Linked DNA regions of Homo sapiens: region 2 is linked to region 1. A link is an interaction called in ENCODE POLR2A ChIA-PET data of the cell type or tissue named here. Cell type or tissue: Panc1. All regions are shown on one strand.

The links. Peaks named below come from ENCODE experiments on the same cell type or tissue, not always from the same donor. Only the 100,000 strongest peaks of a DNase experiment are listed, where the experiment ranks them.
Region 2: POLR2A ChIA-PET joins it to region 1 with 23 read pairs; 10 of 35 experiments call an interaction of 5 or more read pairs at or near these places.

Annotation. Positions count from the first base shown.
Region 1 is chr15:64,599,174-64,603,173 of GRCh38, reverse strand. All of the region lies in intron 2 of ZNF609 (zinc finger protein 609), which reads right to left. The region is part of intron 3 of LOC101930091 (a long non-coding RNA gene); the gene reads left to right. Among named protein-coding and RNA genes, the nearest start is that of OAZ2, 100 kb to the left of the region's middle. RefSeq lists a silencer at 3,618-3,818. In Panc1, no CTCF peak of the experiment used is centred here; no DNase peak of the experiment used is centred here; H3K27ac peaks cover 1,064 bases.
Region 2 is chr15:64,464,875-64,468,874 of GRCh38, reverse strand. The region is part of intron 1 of ZNF609 (zinc finger protein 609); the gene reads right to left. Among named protein-coding and RNA genes, the nearest start is that of ZNF609, 6.3 kb to the right of the region's middle. RefSeq lists an enhancer at 3,998-4,000. In Panc1, no CTCF peak of the experiment used is centred here; no DNase peak of the experiment used is centred here.

The DNA of each region.
Region 1 (4,000 bases):
CAGTAGCAACAGCAACAATGGCAAATTATTGGTGGAATAAAAGCGAGAAAGCAAGTTCAACTTTAGGTATGAGTTTTAAATAGGCAACTGGATGCAAAGGATGGGAACTCAGAAGAAAAGTCAGGGCAGTGCCGGGCACGGCAGCTCACGCCTGTAATCCCAGCACTTTGGGAGACCAAGGTGGGCAGATCACAAGGTCAGGAGATCGAGACCATCCTGGCTAACACAGTGAAACCCCGTCTCTACTAAAAATACAAAAAAAAAAAAAAAAAAAAAAAAAAAAATTAGCCCAGAGTGGTGGCAGGCACCTGTAGTCCCAGCTACTCGGGAGGCTGAGTCAGGAGAATGGCGTGAACCCAGGAGGCAGAGCTTGCAGTGAGCCGAGATCACGCCACTGCACTCCAGCCTGGGTGACAGAGCAAGACTCCGTCTCAAAAAAAAAAAAAAAAAAAAAAAAGAAAGAAAAAAGAAAAGTCAGGGCAGTAGTTAATAGAAGTCATGAGTCATGAGCTTGCTGGGTAAGACAGCCTGAAGAGACTGGAGAGAAAAAAGAAGGCAATCTGAGAGAACCCAAGGAACATCAACATTTAAATGAGTAAATCCAGGAAGAAAAGACCACAAAGAAGTCTGAAAATAATAATCATCATAACGATAAAAGCAAACTTTAATTTATTGCTTCCTGTGTGTGTCCCAGCACTTTTCAAAGCATTTTATGTGCATTTCACTTATTCCTTAAAACTACCCTCTGGGGTAATTACTACTAGTAACCTGCTTTTAAAGATGAATTATCAAGGCTAGAGGGGCTAGATAACTAACCTAGCCAAGGTTACTACTAAGTGATGACACTGGGATTCAGGCTCAGACAATTTGGTGCCAGAACCCATACAGTACTAAAGAATTAAGAACCAAAACTGAACACTGTCATAAGAAGTCAAGGGGAAATGAAGTTTAAAGAAGAAAATGGGCTAGTGTTAAATAAACTTAGCAAGAAGTTCTAGTTGCAGAAAAAAGTAGGGCCCAAAAGCTAAACTGTACTGGGTAAAGGAAAGCATGATGAGATGAAGGGAAGATAATTAGAATTTATTGTATGCCTACTGTGTGCCAGGAGTTCTACATGTTATCTTATTAAATCTCATAACACTCCTTTGAAGTAAATGATAGCTTTTTTGATAGAAAATAAACAGAGCTGCAGGAAGGTTAACTGACTTGCCTGCAATTACCTAGTTATTAAGTGACAGGGTCAGGATTTGAACCAATGTATGTCTGACTTTGAAGCTTATTCTCTTTTCCACTATACTATGCTACTGCAAAGAAGCTTAGAAGGCCAAGGAAGGAGAGAACAAGTAGTTCACAAGTGATTTGTTTATATCCTGTTCTAGGATTTTGCTGAAGATCACTGTTAAGCACCACGTATGGTCTGCAATTTTGAAAATTTGAACGTTTGCCTATCTGTAGTCTTCTGGTATGCTCCCATTTAGCAGAATACTCTAGACAATAGGATCACTGTGTGAAAATTCTTCTCAAATATGATTAATTTGGACTTAAATGTTTGAGCTCAATAAAACTCAAGGTGCTATGTCAGACAGAAAAGAGGGTACTTATTATTTAGTAGTCCTCTGCTTAAGCACATTCATCTTTTGTAAAAAGGACAATGAAAGGTTGTTCAATAATTTTATTTATTTTTAGATCTTGATTTGCACATTAATTTTGGTAAATCCTTAGGTATGAGTCTTAGTTCTACCCTCATTAGCTCTATTACCTTCCTCAAGTGATTTAAACTTTCCACATGAGTGTGTCATCATCTGTAAGATGGGGATTTAACTATCTTACCTGGCTGTTAGGAATAGAAGAGATGAGACCCGTAGACCACTTAGCATACTGTCCACTTCAGTTCATGCTCAGTAAATGCAATAACAATTTATTTGTCTCCTTCCTCAGCCTCATCGTCCATCACTGCTCTCCTCCCACTTTATGCTCTAGGTTTCATGGGAAGAAAGGGCTTTATTGTAAAATAAAATTATTTTACATAAAAAATTAATGGCAATGTTCAACTAGAGTGGTGGCATCAGGAACAAGAGGGCCAAATCACAGGACTTGGCAACCTGTTGGGTAAGGAAGAGGCATAACACAGAGGACTCAGAGATTTGCAGTGTGGGGAACAAATGGGAGAAGGTGATGGCTGAACTGCATAAGTTGCATCATAAAATGGCTCTGATTTTTCAGTACAAATATACTCTGAAGCAGAACTGAAATCATAAAGCAGTCAAGCCTTGATAAACTAAATTTCGCTCTACAACAACTCCCTAGAGCAAACCTCTTCTAAAACAGACCAACAAAACCCAAAATACCAAATAACAAAGACTATATAAATTTAGAATTTTGTAGAACATACTTAACATATAGAGCTTATAAAAATTAAGAGAGGCCATTAATTTTTCTTTTTTTTCTTTCTTTCCCTTCCTTTCTTCCTTCCTCCCTCCCTCCCTCCCTCTTCTCCCGCCCCCACCCCCGCCATCCCTGCTTTCTTTCTTTCTTTCAGAGATGGGATCTTGCTCTGTTACCCAAGCTGGGGTACAGTGGCACAATCTTGGCTCACTGCAAACTCTGCCTCCCGGGTTTAAGTGATTCTTGTGCCTCAGCCTTCGAGGAGCTGGGACTACAGGCGTGCTGCCACCACACCTGGCTAATTTTTCTGTTTTTTTTTTTCTTTTTTTTTTTTTTTTTGAGACACAGCCTCGCACTGTCGCCCAGGCTGGAGTGCAGTGGCGCATTCTCTGCTCACTGCAACCTCCGACTCCAGGGTTCATGCCATTCTCCTGCCTCAGCCTCCTGAGTAGCTGGGACTACAGGTGCCCGCCACCATGCTCAGCTAATTTTTTGTATTTTTAGTAGAGACAGGGTTTCACCGTGTTAGCCAGGATGGTCTCGATCTCCTGACCTCGTGATCCGCCAGCCTTGGCCTCCCAAAGTGCTGGGATTATAGGCGTGAGCCACCTCACCTGGCTAATTTTTCTATTTTTTAGAGATGGGGTTTCGCTGTGTTGGCCAGGCTCGTCTTGAACTCCTGGACTTATCTGCCCACCTTGGCCTCCCAAACTGTTGGGACCACAGGCATGAGCCACCGTGCCTGGCCACGAAGTTTCATTTTAGATTAGATTAATTGGCAAACAAATAATCATAACAGAAGTGAACAAAGGACTGCAAGTATCCTGCCCAGGGAATAACTGCCAGAGGGAATAGGGATGACTCAATGCTGGAGTGGACCTAAAGAATAAGTAGTAGTTTCCCAAGAAAAGAAGAAAGCATATTCCAGGCAGAAGGAACAGCCTCTTCAAAGGCACACAGGCATGAACAAACACAATGTATTTAAAGAACAACAAGCTGCTTGGTTTGGTTAAAGAGTACAGGGAGAGTTAAATTGGGACTTAACCTTGCAGGTATTAAGAAGCCACTGAGGAATGAAAGAAAGGGTATGATGTTATTGTATCTGTATATCCAAAGGTAAAATTAATAGAAGGAGGGGAGTAAACTAGAGAGATTGAAAAGGAGGGCTCCTAGGAATAAAAACATAAGTAAGAATGATCAGAAGTAGGGGGATAAAGGGAAGAACCCAAGAGACATTCAGGACCTTTAAGCAATTTGACTTTGCAAGGCATCAGACATGTAGGTAATCAGTAAAGGAATTAGGTATGATTAGAATTTCTGATTAAGATGGCTGAGAGATGATTTACTGCACAAATATTTACTGAGCAACTGATACATGCCAGGCACCAGTCTAGGCACTGAGAATACAGCTATGAACAAACAGACAAACATCTCAGTCTTTGGAGCTTAAATCTGAGTGAATGACAGTCCATCACTGAAAGAAAAAGAAAAAAAACAGGTTTGGTTTTGGTTTGGAGGGAGGGTGCAGAGATTAATGCAATTAGGTGTTTTTAAAATTTTTTACTTTTTTGTTTGATATCTTCTCAAAAACCAAAAAAAAAAAAAAAAAAAAAAA
Region 2 (4,000 bases), 130 kb after region 1:
TGTCTAATGTGTTCATTTCACAGATGAGGCACATGAAAACAGGGGCATGACTTGCACAAGGACAAACAGCTAATTAGAGGCACAGTAATGATCAGAATCTGGGTTTTATGACTCTCAATTCTATGATTTTTTCCCCTCTATTCTTTGAAAAGCTATACTAGCCAGGCATTGTGGCTCATGTCTGTAGTCCCAGCACTTTGGGAAACCATGGAAGGAGGACTGCTTGAGTCCAGGAATTTGAGACCAGCCTGGGCAACCAGACTGGAGTGCAGTGGCACACAACATAGTGAGACTCCATCTCTACAAAAACAATTTAAAAATTGGGCTGGTCACAGTGGCTCATGCCTATAATCCCAGCACTTTGGGAGGCCAAGGTGGGAGGATGGCTTGAGCCCAGGAGTTCAAGACAAGCCTGGGCAATGCAGCGAAACAAAAAAAAACACACAAAAAAATTAGCCAGGTGTGGTGGCATTGAGGCTGGAATGAGCTGTGATTGCACCATTGCACTCCAGCCTAGGCAACAGAGTGAGACCCTGTCTTAAGGAAGGAGAAGCAGAAGGAGGAGGAGAGAGGAGAAAATGAAGGAAGGAAGGAAGGAAAAGAAAAGAAAAGAAAGGAAAGGAAAGGAAAGGAGGAAGGAAGGAAGGAAAGAGAGGAAGGAGAGGAAGGGGAGGGAGGGAGGAAAAAAAAATTAGCTGGGTGTGGTGGCGCCTGCCTGTACTTCCAACTGCTTGGGAGGCTGAGGTAGGAGAATTGCTTGAGCTCAGGAGGTTGAGCCTGCAGTGAGCTGTGATCGTGATTGTGTCACTATGCTCCAGCCTGGTGACAGAGCAAGGCCCTGCCTCAAAAAAGAAAAAAAAAAAAAGCATACTAGTAAAGAAAACATAACACTCTTAGACAATATCTTAACTGTAACAAAGACACAGAAAAATAAAATTTCATCCACATAAAGAGAAGTGTTAGAACAGAAGAAGCAACATTTGTTCATATAGTACAGGGGTTACTTAAGGCACATATTTTCTTTTTTCTTTTTGACAGAGCCTTGCTCTGTTGCCAGACTGGAATGCAGTGGCACGATCTCCACTCACTGCAACCTCCATCTCTCAGATTCAAGCAATCATCCTTCCTCAGCCTCCCGAGTAGCTGGGACTACAGACGTGCGCCACCATGCCCAGCTAATTTTTGTATTTTTAGTAGAGACAGGATTTCACCATGTTGGCCAGGATGGTCTCGATCTCTTGACCTCATGATCCGCCCGTCTCGGCCTCCCAAAGTGCTTAGATTAGAGGCGTAAGCCACCGCACCGGGCTAAGGCACATGTTTTCTAAAGTATTTTATTAATTACCACCTGCTAGAATTTATGTCCTGTGTTTTCATCAAATGTACCTCCTTAAAAGCAGGCCACAGTGACACTTGTGGCAAAGGTCAGAAAAGTGATACTTCTGGCATAGATAACTGATGGTACAAAAGGAATCCACAAAGGTGATGCCCACAATCAAGAAGAAAGGACTGAAGAAGGGGTAGAGATATTGCTGGGAGGAAGTATTCCTGAAAAATGGAATTAAAAAAGAAAAAAACCCCAAAGAAGTTGGCCAGACACTAATGACCAGAGAACACAATAAAAAGAAGGCAGTTTCAGAGCTTGTCTGGCATCAGACAGCTCTCACCTGCAAAAGAAAGAAGGAAAAATTTCTCACAGAGACAAGAGAAAAATCCTAGGTTTGCCCCTGAGTGATGGACTAGATATGACCTGACAGGTATTTGCCATCTCTTATTTCTGGGACTCTGATCCAAGAACAAACAGCAAGAGAACCATGAAAAATTAGCCCTGTTGGATCTGGAGTTCTGCCTTGACAAGATATAAAGCTCATTCATAGATCTGACTGTGCTCATGAGACTGCAGTTCAACTCCTGCTGCTAGAGCAAGGGGAGGGGGGAAGAAAGAAAGGGGTGAGAGAGAAGGAGGTGGAGGATCTGGGTTGTGACTATAATAGCTACAGTAATTAGAGTGTTTCCAAGCTGCTAGAGAAGTCTTCAGGGTAGGGAAGTGGGATAAGAGATGGGGGTGGGGGAAAGGTAAAAGGAAGCAAACTACTGAGAGTGCTAGGAAAGCATAAGTGGTTTGTGAACAGTTTTAATAAAACAAACATAAAAAACTGCCATAGCTTCGTATGAGGAAATCAAGAACTTGACATTCTTTCCTAGAAGTGAATACTAAACAATTAACTGCTGTCGCTAGACTTCCACTTAAAGCTAGCTTAGCTTTAGGTAGATCACTGCAAATGTCCCCATCTATGCAGTGCTCCATAGGCCCTGACCTGAGTCATAGTCTGGCCTCACTTTCCCTCAAAGAGCCTTCACTCCACTTGGGCTGTGGGAAAGAGATTTCTGAACTTTAAAACAGTTCATATGGCTCATTTCTCTTCAATCATCCGTTAATTAGTACCCTGTGAATTCCATTAGGTCGTGTGTGTATGTGTTTCAAGAGAAGGGGCACACAACCTGTTGGCCTAATATAGAAAATGAATGGAAGGCACTAAAAAGGTCAGAAAATAAACACAAAGTTACTTGCTTACAAGTTTTAGGCTCTATGGCATTCCTATTATAGTGGCACAAACATATGAAAGAGAAAATCATATTAACAGAAGATGATAATCTATTAAAAAATCTGAATTTTCAGAAAACCTCAAATAGTCTTTTCCCAAGTTATAGGAAATGCTATACCCCCCGCTAACTTTTTTTTTTTTTTTTTTTTTTTGAGACAGGGTTTCATTCTTGTTGACCAGGCTGGAGTGCGATGGCGCAATCTCAGCTCACTGCAACCTCCACCTCCCGGGTTCAAGCGATTCTCCTGCCTCAGCCTCCCGAGTAGCTGGAATTACAGGAGTGCACCACCAAGCCTGGCTAATTTTTGTATTATTAGTAGAGATGGAGTTTCACCATGTCAGCCAGGCTGGTCTCAAACTCCTGACCTCAGGTGATCTGCCCGCCTCAGCCTCCCAAAGTGCTGGGATTACAGGCATGAGCCACTGCGCCCGGCCTATATCCGTTTTTAAGATAAATATTTAGTGGTGATGTTCCTTAACATCATTTCTTCTGGTGATGACTTGGTTCTAACAAGTGATGTTAATGTCAATGTCAGGGAAAAGAGTTACAAAGGTGCTGGGAGAAACTAAAAATTGAAAAAAACAACTGGCAGGGCATGATGGCTCACACCTGTAATCCCAGCACTTTGGGAGGCCGAGGTGGGTGGATCACCTGAGGTCAGGAGCTCTACAGCAGCCTGGCCAACATAATGAAACCCCATCTCTACTAAAAATACTAAAATTAGCTGGGCATGGTGGTGGGCGCCTGTAGACCCAGCCATTCAGGAGGCTGACGCAAGCAATTGCTTGAACCTGGGAGGCAGAGGTTGCAGTGAGCCGAGATCGCACCATTACACTCCAGCCTGGGCCACAGGAGCGAAACTCCGTCTCAAAAAAGAAAAACAAACAAACAAACAAATAAACAACCGAAGAGATGCAAACTTCATGTGGGGAAATATATTCATAATATAAAAACATAATATAAAAACACATGCAAAATCACTTGAGTAAGGCATGTCAGGTAGACTTCCACAAAAAGTCAATTACATCATTTGCATAAAACCTATTAGGTATCCACCCAGTAGGCTAAATCTTTTTCACCATACTGAAAGCAAGAAATTTTCTCCTTCCCATTTCCCTTTAATAAACAAGTACTAGAAACACTGAATTACCACTATTTCCCTCCCATGCACAAAGCATAAAGCCAGAACTCCCATAAATACAATAGAGCCGTGTAGGGCCATGTCTAGGGCATGCTACTGAGTGATCTAAAAAACCACAGTTACAGAAGAATCTCTTTCTCTATTCTATTACCATCTTACTAACAAATCAACAAGCATTAAGAAATGTGAAACAAAGTGCAATTTCACACATACAAACTGAATCTAACCCACGGAAGACCAAGTATTTTCTTG